Regions from separate parts of the Homo sapiens genome. Here all the other regions are linked to region 1. Evidence: chromatin contacts called from ENCODE Hi-C or POLR2A ChIA-PET data. All regions are on one chromosome and are shown on one strand. The core of a region is the stretch at or near the end of the contact, and the rest is flanking DNA. Distances in the headings are between cores, read along the strand shown.

Region 1 (2,956 bases), core at 376-2,875:
GATGTATAGTTCTACTAAAAGACATATATGACCATGCTTTACCAAATACGGAACACATGTCTAAACTGTTGAGACAACTGCCAATGTATTAACTACAAAAAGCCATTATTTTTTACTTTAGCCTCAACTAAAATCAAAGTGTGAACACTTTATTATGGCTAGAAATTACCCAATATAGATGCATAGGTTTCACTGTTGACTTTCTATTTGGAAACTTCATCAATTGCAAACTACCAGGCTTTCAACCAAAATGCCACATTGGTGAAATGAGTTGGTTTTATTTTCATAACAACATTATTTTGATGGAAGAAATGTGAGCATCCCAGCTTTGACTTGTGGGTAAGCATTTCCTCTGCTTTCAGAACATAAACAGTAAATACCGGTATTGGAAAAACCTGGCCCCAACGAGATTCTTTATCTCTAGGCTAACTGTAGATTCCCGGGAAATCCCAAACAAGGGATGGTGACCCCGCCTCGGCGTCAGGGTCAACACAGCAACCAGCTAGGCTTCAACTTTGGGCTCTGAAGGGCCCCACCGGCATCATGGCTGATGCGGACCGATGCGCCGGAGGAGGTGGACAAGGAAGAGGCTGGTCTGTTTACTTGCAGCCAGAGCTGCCGCCGCCGCCAGCAGCGACAGCATCACTGGATCAGCCAAACCCAGCATCTTCCGCACATTTCTATTCTTAGCACACAACTCCCAAGCGGATCAAAACCCCACTACTATTAAAAACACAGACAAGCACGTTACCCACCTCCCACACACACACCCCCCCCCCCACCCCACCAGTGCCGTCTTTTCCTGCGCGCCAGTGGCGGGGAAGGGTGGGGGAAGGAAGGAGACCCCGGGGACGCCTGTGCATCCTCGCCTTCACCCCACCCCACGCGCAGACAGCCTCAGCGCCAGGGCGCGCGGCAGACGGCTCCCTCCCCCCAACCCAAACACACTGACACCGGCGCTCCACGCGTTATATAACCTCGCCGCCGCCCCCGGTCCAGGCGGGCGCCCCCTCCCCACGCCGCGCGGCCCGGGCGGGGAGGGGCGAGGGGAAGGAGCGAGAGTTGCGCAGACAGCAGGCGCCGGGCCGGGGCAGCCCAGACACAGACGGTACCGCTAGGCCGGGAACACCCCTCCCCCGGCCCGCTGCGCACCGCCGCCCCCCAGCTTTCCCCGGAAAGCGGGGGGTGTCGGTGTCAACCGCGCTGGGCATCCCCCGGCCTCCACACCCACACCCGAAGCCTCCGGTGACCCAGCCCCCGCCCACGCCCCCGGCGCGGTGACAACCCAGAAGCCCCCGCCTCACCCCACCCCGCCGCCATCCCCCGCCTGAGGGAGGCAGGGAGGGCGGACCGGGGCCCGGGGCCCGGAGGGAGTGGAGGCCAGGCGGGGAGGGGGCTAGAGTTGGGGGCGGTGGCTGTTACCTGCAACGGCGGCGGCGGCGGTGGCGGCCCCGCAGCTGCTCGGGCGGCGGCGGAGGATGGAGCCGGGGGGGGGCGGGGGGAGGAGAGGGGGCGACTCGGGGGTCCCCCCTCCCTCCTCCTCCCCTCCTGTCCTCCCCCCACCCCACAGAGCCTCTGGCCTCCTGGAGCCCGGTGCGGCCGGCGGGAGGGCAAGCGAAGGGCTGCAGGGGAGGGAGGGAGGGAGCCGGCCGGGCCGGGCCGCGGAGCTGGAGCGGGAGGCGGCGGCGGCGGCGGCGGCGGCGGGAGGGGGAGGGAGGAGAGAGGGCGGCGGCGGGGAGAGGAGGAGGCGGAGACTCTACATGGGAATCGGATATCGGCTACAAATTCATCACCAGAAAACACCGCTCGGGCGGGGGCCGGGTCACGCCGGCGGGGCGGCGGCTCTGGGCCCCGGGGCGCGCCCGGCGCGGGGAGGGGTTCTGCGGCCTCCTCCCGGGCTGCGCCTCGCTGAGGGGACCCCCCGCCGCCTCCCCGCCCCCTCCTTCCTCCCGCTCGGGGCCGCCGCCGATCGGTTCTCGCCGTCGCCGCGGGGCTTGTTGTTGACTTTGAGGAAAACTCCTGACGTCAGGGGCTGGCTCTCGGCGACTGGCGGGAGCGGCTTCCCCGCGTCCCCGGCCCTGCCCGCCGCCTCTGCTCCCCTCCCTGCCCGGCCCTCGTCCTCAGGCTTCCCCGCGCCCCCAAACCAGCGGTGCCCCGCGCCCCCTCTCCTCTCGCGAGAACATCCCCCTAGCCAGCCAGAGCCGGGAGCGGGGGCAGTCGCTCCCGGGCGGGAAGTTCTGGGTTTCCCCCTCGCCCGCGTGGCCCTTGGCGGGCACCCGAGGCCCGGGAGCGGAGGCTCCTCGCCCAGCCGCTTCCTCGGCGCATCCGCCCACCCGCCCTGGCCGCGGACGCGCGCGCCGCCAGGCCCCGGGCGTCTCCTCCAGTCCGCCGCGGCCCCTTGGGGAGATGGGCCCGGCGCGAGGGCTCGCACCTGGAAGCCCACGAAGTGGGCGGTGCCCAATGAGGTAGGGACCGGAGAGCGCGGAGCAGTCCAGAAGCCGACCCCACCCCCTGCACCTCGGGGAAGAGGGAACCCGGGTCAGCCCGTAGCAAGAATCATTCCTGACTATCCCAGGAGACCACGGCAGACCAAAAACACCTCTCTGAACAGCCTTCCGCACCGCTCGCTGCAAGCATTCGTCCACACACGGTACACAGATTGCGGGCGGATCGTAATTCACTCTTGAAATCACACCCTTTTTAGGGATATTCGTTTTCAATGACTTTGGGAAAGCCACGAGGTACTACATTTACTACGAAGAGACCGTTTCTTTATTTTGAAGTCAGTGACTCCTGAGACTGCATTGGGGACAACTTTTTTGCACAATGACCATATTTTACCATGCAGCGCACTTCAGAAAATTATAAAAGTTTACAAGTTTTATCGCTTCTGGAAACACCTGGGCAGCATCCCTATTATCCCGCCACGTGGCTCTAGCCTTGTTGATGTACCTGT
Region 2 (2,881 bases), core at 168-2,667, 380 kb before region 1:
TTCTAAGCCTCAGTCTCCTCATCTATTAAACTGGAATAATAATACCTATCTCTCAGAGTTTCTTGGCAAGTAAAGGGGTACTTCAGATAACATGCCCCATACTCAAAATATGTAACTCCCCTTTCCACCCTTCTTTGTTACCAAAAAAAAAAAAGTATAGCAACAGTAGAATATTTGCTTTGTTTTTTCACTGGATCATAGTTCCACACACAAGAAAAACCATGTCTGGTTAACAACACAAGGTCTAAACAGATTTACAAGGAGATCAGATGCTTCGCCTTTCACCTGACTGAGATGAAGCCACCAACGAGGCTGTCCCATGTGTGCAGTGCCTTCTGCCCAGATGTGGCGCAAGTGCTCCAGCTGCCCCGACGGGGCTGGGGCCTCAGAATCCCCCTCACTCCGCCTTTTGGGTTTTTGCTCCTAAAGCATCCTGGCCGTCATCACTCACATGTGCTCACCAGGTTTCGTTTCTAGTTCAGAGGAAACCCATACTTTTCACCTGTGTCTTTTGATCCCTGGCCTGATGGAATATTTTTCTAATGCCCCCACTTTTCCCAACTGCTCTAAGTTACAAATGGCCAGATTTCAGTCATTAGGAGAGTAGAATTTTTTTTTCCTTTTCCTTTTTTTTTTTTTCTTTTTTTTGCAGCCTGTCTCACTGGGGGCTGGATTCCAAGGAAGCAGCCCGTGCACTCACAGGCCAGGGGAGCCAGGATTTCAACGGTGTCAACAATCTTTGCTCATCACACCAAAAAAGCCCTGTGTCGGTGCCGACTCATTAGCATACAGCCGTGCTGTGCTTGCTAACAAAGCAGGCTCTGGGTATCTGCTAGTTTCTCAGCTTGTCTGTCTTCCTTGACCGAAAAGAAGAGAAGAAATAGATTCAGGCAAGGGTGCTGTCCCCCTCCTGTGGCAAGACAGCATCACAAGGATTCCCAGAGAGAGCGAGCTTTGAAGTGATTTTAAAGTCACCATCCTTGGGAGAAAGGAGACTGTCCACCCTTTGTTTTTCTCATCTTCTTCTATAGCATCAACAAGCAAAAGAAAAATCGCTATGTTCTCTAGTTAAAAATGATCGAGCCCTGAATACTTCCTGGTCATCTCTTTCATAGTTGTTGTTGTTAGAGTGCATAAGAAGAAATATCTGTATAGGCAGAGGTACACAAGCATGCTCTCCCCTCAGTCTGTCTCTCGATCCCTCTTTTGTTGGGGGATGGAGGGAAGAAGAAACGTACAAGCAGATGTGCTGCTAGATCTACAGGCTTCTGCCAACCATATGGCATCTTAAGGAAAGATGGTTGGAGCGTCTGGATTAGCAGAGTCGGGATGGGAAGCCATGTGTCGTGTTGGTACAGGCAGTTGTTTGAGCTCTCTCTAAATGGCTTCAGGAGATTGTGTAATGGAACAAATGGTCCTGCGAGCCCAGGAACAGCCTTGCCGCTGCTGGAGAGGCAATTGGCCCTCGGGCGGGTACTGCTTCCCTTTTTTCCCCCAGTATTATGTATTCTTCATTTAATGTTCTTCGAACTCTGAGACTTGACTCGGAACTTTTCAACTTATTACGCTCGTGGGTTCTGTCTGCCTCTGTGTCTGCCTGAACTCTACTCTGTCCCTAATCTGGTAATTAATAATGCCCCAGTCCTCTTCTGTGTCCTCTCCCTCGGCCCTCCACGGGGGGTCCAGGCTCAGCAGGCCAGCTTTTCGTGCCTCTTGACAAAGGCCTTTTCGGAGGAGGCTGCCCTGCTATCAGGGGTTGGGGGGTGGAGGGAGGATGATGTATCCACCCATCAGAATTCCCAGAAGCCTCAGGAGATGGAAAATCTTTCATTTCTTAATGAGTTAACTGGGAGTTTTACGTCGTCCTAGGTGTTAAGCACATGAGAAATATGTAGCATCACTATTTTGGACCTCATGTGTGGCATTAAAAAAAATTATTCTAATTTCATACTAGTGAAAGCATTGGACTATTAGGTCACAGGTGCCATTTACTCAGCAATTTGAGACCTCAGGATTCTACTCTCTAATACATAATTTAAATACTGTATGAATATACTGTAAATTGGAGAACTGAAACACTGTGAGGCTGGCAACACATGGGCAGTATTTCAACTGTGGTCAGGTTCTCAGGCCATTCTTATTTTGGGAGGCTGGAGGCGGGAGAAGCAGTGAGACCTCACAACTAGAACAGATCTGGTGAGTTTCTTCTCATAGGAAGGCTCTTTGGACATTTCAGCTGCCTTTTAGGGCAAACAGATCTTGTTTTGTTGATGTTTCAGGGTCATGGCACATGCAGTGCAGTGTCTTTAGCTGCTGATATAGTTAGGTCTGCCTCCTCTCTGGGGTAGATAACAAAGCCTGAGGCTCCAGGTGTGTCATACATTGTGCTTAATGGAAGATAAAATGGCTAGTTGATTCAGTCAAAGAACCTGTCCATTTATCTGACTAAATCATCAAACCAGTTTGAATTAAGTCATCAGCTTGAGTCCCTGAGAGTAGCTGGTCAGTACCTGGTGGGCATTTTTGTTTGTTTGTCTGTTTCTAAGTCCAGGGCTGGAGAAAGAGGTCAGTACCTGGTCTGTGCTGCACACCATGGGGGCAGAGTGCCCTTCCTCCTTTCTCACAGGCAATGACCCCAAAAACGGAAGCAAGTAAGAAATGCAGCATCCAGGTTAAAAATGAATTCACTTATGGTCAGCTGTGTCCAGGCTGAAAATGAGTCACCTATGGTCAACTGTGGGAAATAGGAAGCTGTCATGCCTACTGCAGCTTCCCTCAAAGGTACTTCGAGCAATGAAAATACATTCTAATTTATTTGCTGTGGAACAATGCAAAGGCTTCCTCAAAAAAAGAAATGAAACCTGGAGAATGTGTGACTGAA
Region 3 (2,888 bases), core at 88-2,587, 310 kb after region 1:
AAGTGAAAGCAAGTTTATTAGGAAAGTAGAGGAATAAAGAATGGCTACTCCACAGACAGAGCTGCCCGAGGGTTGCTGGTCACCCATTTTTATGGTTATTTCTTGATGATATGCTAAACAAGGGGTGGAGTATTCATGCCTCCCCTTTTTTGACCATATAGGGTAACTTCCTGACGTTGCCATGGCATTTGTGAACTGTCATGGCGCTGGTGGGAGTGTAGCAGTGAGGACGACCAGAGTTGCTCTCGTCGCCATCTTGGTTTTGGTGGGTTTTGGCCAGTTTCTTTACTGCAGGCTGTTTTATAAGCAAGGTCTTTATGACCTGTATCTTGTGCCAATCTCCTATTTCATCCTGTGACATCAAATGGCTAACCATCTGGGAATGCAGCCCAGTAGGTCTCAGCCTCATTTTACCCCACCCCTATTCAAGATGGAGTTGCTCTGGTTCAAATGCCTCTGACACTGATGCCAGAGTCAATTTTCTGCAATATAAGCCTAATTATGCTGGGTTCCCCACGGCCTTCAGAGTAAATGGCAACATCCTTAGTAGCCTAGAAGAATCTTCATTGCTTGGTTTCTACCTCCCTCAGTTTCTCCCAGAGGCCCACACCCATGTTCCCTACAGCCAGGTGTCCAAAAGGGCCTTATTCCCTGACACATCCCATCCTCAGCCTCAGTTCCTCCTTATTTGGGAGTGCATTTTTTCCTCCTCTTCTCTTAGCTAACTTCTATTTCTTCATGAAAACTCACCTTAAGTATGTTCTGCTCCCAACACCTTTCCTTTTGGAGCCCACCAGGGCTGAATTCGGCGCCCCTCCTCTACCCTGATCTGTGACCCTTGACATGCTCTGTACTCTGCCCAGCCGGTGTGGCCCCCGGATTGCCATTGTGGATTTGCTGGTCTCTGTTTCTCATGGACCGTGAAGTCCTAGAGAGTGGGAACAGTCTCTTTTCTTTCTCTGCCTCCCTAGAGATTCCATAAGGCTGACCCACAGAGAATGGGTAAGTTATTGTTGGACACATATCAGATAAATGCTGCTAAATTACACATGAAATGATCCTTCAAGGTGGTAGTATAGATCAAGAGTCTGAACCCAGTAGAGTAATAAAATAGCTTCTTGTTATCACTTGAAATTATATAAGCAACAACTGAAATTCTAACCAGGAGCTCTGAGCGCTGCCGTTGGGAGGATTCCTGCTAGGGACATCTCACTGCTTCTGATGGCTTAGGATTTGTTGGGCCACTGTTTCCCTGGGCACATGTTGGTTTATTTGCTTGCTTTTATGGTTCGTTTGCCATTTCCCTCATAAGGAGATGAGCCGTGCATCAGGATCTTTCCTTTCTCCAAGGCCATCAATGATTCACGTGAGAATTTCATACCACATGGCAGAATCGTTCACATTAGAGTCCTCCACAGGCCAAAAGGAAATAGTATATTCAGGGCTCATCCTTTGCATAGAAAGAACTCTGTTCACCAAGGCATTTTAAACCTGGGATTTAATCAGTTACTTTGCGAAAACTGAAATGATGTCCTTCCCCCATTTCTGAGAGCGAATTTGAGATTAGGCTGGGTGATATATCATGAGAAAAAAAGAACAGAATGAATGGGGATGGCCTGAAGCTCAGGTGGGTAATTTCCCAGCATCTTCCCCATGCTGCTCCCTGGGGCTTCCCAGGTAAACTGTGCACTGGCTTCCAGCAGCCTTTCCCTGGTCTCTAGGTGGCCTTTGTTTAAGCATTACATGGATGTTTGCAAGATTATTCAAGTGATTTCCCACAATTTATTTCAAGCATTTACTGTAGGTGGCTTCAGAATTTTAAGTAGCATGTAAACTACAGACCACCTGCCTCAATGCACCATATCCAGCATCGGTTTTATATCCTAACAAGACGGGATAAGGCACAGTTCTTGAACTGCTGCCAACTCTCCAGAAAGGCACTGGGTACATCGGAAATGCCTTCCGGGGGCCTCCTAGCACTGTCCGGAGCATTTGTCCTTCAGAGCCTGGCCCCAGACCTGTTCCTCTCCCCATAGCTGGGTTCACCAAAGGCACTTCCTGATAACTGTTCCAGGACTCAACAATCAAAAATGAAAAAAATCAGAGAATGTTTTAAAGCCCAAGGATATAAAGTACTAAGACTCTTCTAAAACCTGATTGTCCTTCTCCAGTGTGGTAAGCAGGCTCTGACTCACTTCCCTCCTAGATAGGATTTCCTCCTGTGTATACTCCCAGAGCTAAGAGATTCTTCGAATGCCTTTGCCATTACCCGCATTTCTTCAGTTTGCATCTCTGAATATTCTTAGGCTGTGCTGAAGGTGTTTCTAGCCACATGACACTATCTTCATCGCTTTTGGCATTATCCATATTGGCCTCTCCTCTGGGGTGGTCCCTGGGGATTGGTGGCCCCTCACCTTACATAGGTGTCACTGGGCATGGATATGGTTGTCTCATGTCTAGGGTGCTCCATGGTCAGAGCAGAGCTCCCACATCCCAGGCAGGTCTGGAGCAACCCCCAAAACAGAGCGGGCTCTTGTGCCTTCAGGAGGTATCAATGACATCTACTGTCAGTCTGAACAAAAAGCTACCCTTTGGAAAGAGAGCAAACCAAATTCATACGAGCTCACAGAACTCTCTCCACTAATCATGCACTTTGATTAAGTGTTCTCACATGATCAATGCTGAGTGAAACTTTAGACCCTACTAAAGCCTCTCAAAGACGCAGTCCCTGTGCTCCAAACACCTGTTCTTGCTAATGAATCATCGTGAAATGCAAAATCAATCCTATGCAGATACATTGATGGCCTCTTAATATTTTTACCCTAGCCTTGTAGGGCAGTGCATTGGGTGCTTTTTGATGTTTTCATGAGTTTGAGTATTGCTAATGC
Region 4 (2,718 bases), core at 219-2,718, 500 kb after region 1:
CAGGTATGTCTTACGTAAAGAACATGGGGATTTTTTGTTCATTTTTTTTCCTCAGTGAAGAATACTGGTTATTACTCTTAAAACGCCTTTGACGTCAAATAGCTGGATTCAAATCATAGATTCATTACGGCCTCGTTGTGTGACTGTTAGGCAAGTTCCGTAGCTTCTTCTCTTAGCCTTCATTTCAAATAGAAATACTTCATTTTCAAAAGAGAATCTCCTTCCATGGTGGTGGTGGAGATTCTAGATGGTGTGTGTCTAATAGCTAAAAAAACGTGTGGTGCTCACTCAACAAATCAAACCAATTTATCCTTTCTCTTAGTGTGGTTCCAGTTTGTTGCTTCTGTCCTCATATATTTATTTAAGTTTTCCCTAGCTTATCTGCTTTCAACAAAATGCTGTCACCAAGACTCTGTCATTACATTATTTTATGCCTGTTCCATGTAGGTTAAGCTCCCAGCAGGAACCCAGCCTGGCCCCTGGTCTCTCCTGAGTGCCTTCTGGAATCTTATGGAAATATTTTACATTCTAACCTGCAAACTGTATATAAGTGAGAAGTGTCCCTGTTTCCAGGACAACCTACTGTAGATAATGCCAGTGTTGGCTGGGTGTGGTGGCTCACGCCTGTAATCCCAGCACTTTGGGAGGCCGAGGCGGGAGGATCATGAGGTCAGGAGATCGAGACCATCCTGGCCGTGGTGAAACCCCGTCTCTACTAATATACAGAAACTTAGCCGGGCGTGGTGGCACGCGCCTGTAGTCCCAGCTACTCAGGAGGCTGAGGCAGGGGAATCGCTTGAATCCGGGAGGCAGAGCTTGCAGTGAGCCGAGATTGTGGCACTGTACTCCAGCCTGGGCAACAGAGACTCCATCACAAAAAAAAAAAAAGAAAAAAAAATGCCAGTGTTTCGTTTTGGTTTGGTTTGGTTTTGACAGAGGTTGGTCAGAATAAATATTTTTGCCACTCTCTTCTTCTCAGGTTATGGCTTGCTTCTATATAGTGGTGCTGTTGTGATACTCCATGGATTGGTTTGCAGCATATTTTTAAATAATTAAAATTATCCTTTGATACCTGCAAAGGAGCAGGTTGGAGCCTGACCTAACCTTGGACAAGGCGGGGCTGGCCTCATCTGCCCCTCGTGCCAAACCATCCTTCCTCAATTCCAGCTTGCAAAGGGCAGGACTCCTCAGTGTGGCACCACCCAGATTTTCACCTTACGTTGTCCTTGGGACAATCTTTACAGGAAAGCAAGCTCTAGTGATTAGATAGCCTGGTTATTTGCCTACATGATTTTCCTTTTCACAGTAATTTTTGCCCCTTCTTTCATGTGCAGCTGGTCTCTCCCTAGAGACCAAAGGAGCACTCTTTTTCTAAGCCCAGGACCTGAAAGGCATTGCCTGGCAAAACCTTGCAAGCCAGTGTGCGTCACAATACCCTTTGAATGATGTAAAGGAATCAGGCCCTGCCACTCTGCAGTTGATCCAGCAGCAGGAGGCAGCTGTACCCATCACTGTCCTCAGAGTACTTTTAAGAACAAGGAGGTCTCTGCCCACGGCAGCCCAAGCAGGTAATAGCGGTTGGTTGTTACTGCCTGTACCTCTCTCTCGCCTCATTTAGAGGTTGCATTACTAAATGGTTGACTGCATTTCAAATATTTTAGAGACAGGAACTCACAACATAAAGAAACTTCATGGCAAGCCTTTTGGTAAAGCAAAAATGTCTTTTGGAAAGTGAATACTCATCTCTCTCAACTTTGAATTCTTGTCATAGTTTTAACTCAACGTGTCTTTTTTTTCTTAGAAACGGGTACACCTATATTAAATAAGATAATTGGTTCTCTGTGATACAAGAAGACCTAGGTTTTAAAAACTGTGAACTAGATTAACAGGTTACTGAGTTAGCTGATCGATTGATTTATTCACTCATTCTGAAGTATGCATCAAGCACTCCTTGGACAGCGAACACTTTGCAAGAGAATGAGTTAGGAGAAGGACAAAGAGAGTGAAGATCGTGGCCACCAAACGAAGTGGTCCCCAACATCTAGGAGCTCACATTTTACCTGAAGAGACAAAGTGCTGTATAAAACAGATGTCTTGGCCAAGCGTGGCGGCTCACACCTATAATCCCAACACTCTGGGAGGCCGAGGTGGGAGAATCACTTGAGCCCAGGAGTTTGAGACCAGCCCGGGCAACGTAGCAAGGTCCTGTCTCTGTTTAAGAAAACAAACAACAACAACAACAACAAAAAACCCAGATGTCTCGTTGTTTGAAGAATTTCTAGAACCTTATCCAAAGCCTGGTGGAGAGTTGTCACTAATTTTTCTTAAATAATAAAATGAATAAATCAATTCAGAAACCAATAAACCAAAAAGGAAAGGACTCAGAACCAAAATGCGTAGGAGAATCTCCCAGGGGCTCTGGGAATTCACAGGAGGGAAATGGGCCATTTGAAACTCAGAAGAGAGGCCTCCTAGGGAACGTATGTAGGACCTGAACAAAGCCCTGAAGAATGGGCTTAATTTAGGCTAGAGAAGGAAAAAAGAAAGAGTATTCAGGCAGCAGAATTCATTACAGAACTGGTGAGAGTCAGGGGAGAAGGGAACCAACCTTCCTGAACTGGGAAAACTGCCTGCCTGAGAAAACAGAAGCAACAGGGGACTATCAAAGTAACTCATTGCTGCGAGCCCTCTTCTAAACAGCCTCTCATCGCACAGGCT

Evidence for each region. A loop is a pair of places that touch in the nucleus more often than their neighbours do. ChIA-PET counts read pairs that join two places held with the same protein, here RNA polymerase II (POLR2A). Pooled maps may share reads with other maps.
Region 2: a loop to region 1 is called in a map of dorsolateral prefrontal cortex, with 2.4 times the contacts of the local background. The contact joins the enhancer-like site here to the promoter of AKT3 in region 1. A Hi-C loop is called at or near these places in 3 of 168 maps with a recorded cell type or tissue (dorsolateral prefrontal cortex, head of caudate nucleus and prostate gland), 1 of 37 single-sample maps with no recorded cell type and 7 of 50 pooled maps. POLR2A ChIA-PET finds 5 or more read pairs at or near these places in 1 of 52 experiments (WTC11).
Region 3: a loop to region 1 is called in a map of endothelial cell of umbilical vein, with 23 times the contacts of the local background. The contact joins the enhancer-like site here to the promoter of AKT3 in region 1. A Hi-C loop is called at or near these places in 4 of 168 maps with a recorded cell type or tissue (PC-3, PC-9, chondrocyte and 1 more) and 3 of 50 pooled maps. POLR2A ChIA-PET finds 5 or more read pairs at or near these places in 2 of 52 experiments (AG04449 and H1).
Region 4: a pooled map shows a loop between it and region 1 (4-fold over the local background). The contact joins the promoter of SPMIP3 here to the promoter of AKT3 in region 1. A Hi-C loop is called at or near these places in 1 of 37 single-sample maps with no recorded cell type and 2 of 50 pooled maps. POLR2A ChIA-PET finds 5 or more read pairs at or near these places in 3 of 52 experiments (HEK293, K562 and activated T-cell).

The regions. Positions count from the first base shown.
Region 1 is chr1:243,848,618-243,851,573 of GRCh38, forward strand. AKT3 (AKT serine/threonine kinase 3) reads right to left here and starts at 1,626. Exons shown (of 14, transcript NM_005465.7): 1 at 1,423-1,626. RefSeq lists an enhancer at 535-1,035.
Region 2 is chr1:243,469,856-243,472,736 of GRCh38, forward strand. All of the region lies in intron 16 of SDCCAG8 (SHH signaling and ciliogenesis regulator SDCCAG8), which reads left to right. Among named protein-coding and RNA genes, the nearest start is that of MIR4677, 130 kb to the left of the region's middle. Within about 2 kb of position 1,418, at least 3 of the 41 ENCODE cell types and tissues checked have a DNase peak (open chromatin) inside an H3K27ac peak, as active enhancers do; they include dorsolateral prefrontal cortex, where a contact is called at or near this core.
Region 3 is chr1:244,161,999-244,164,886 of GRCh38, forward strand. No RefSeq gene overlaps it. Among named protein-coding and RNA genes, the nearest start is that of ZBTB18, 110 kb to the left of the region's middle. Within about 2 kb of position 1,338, at least 13 of the 41 ENCODE cell types and tissues checked have a DNase peak (open chromatin) inside an H3K27ac peak, as active enhancers do; they include PC-3, PC-9 and endothelial cell of umbilical vein, where a contact is called at or near this core.
Region 4 is chr1:244,351,167-244,353,884 of GRCh38, forward strand. SPMIP3 (sperm microtubule inner protein 3) reads left to right here and starts at 1,469. Exons shown (of 5, transcript NM_001012970.3): 1 at 1,469-1,568.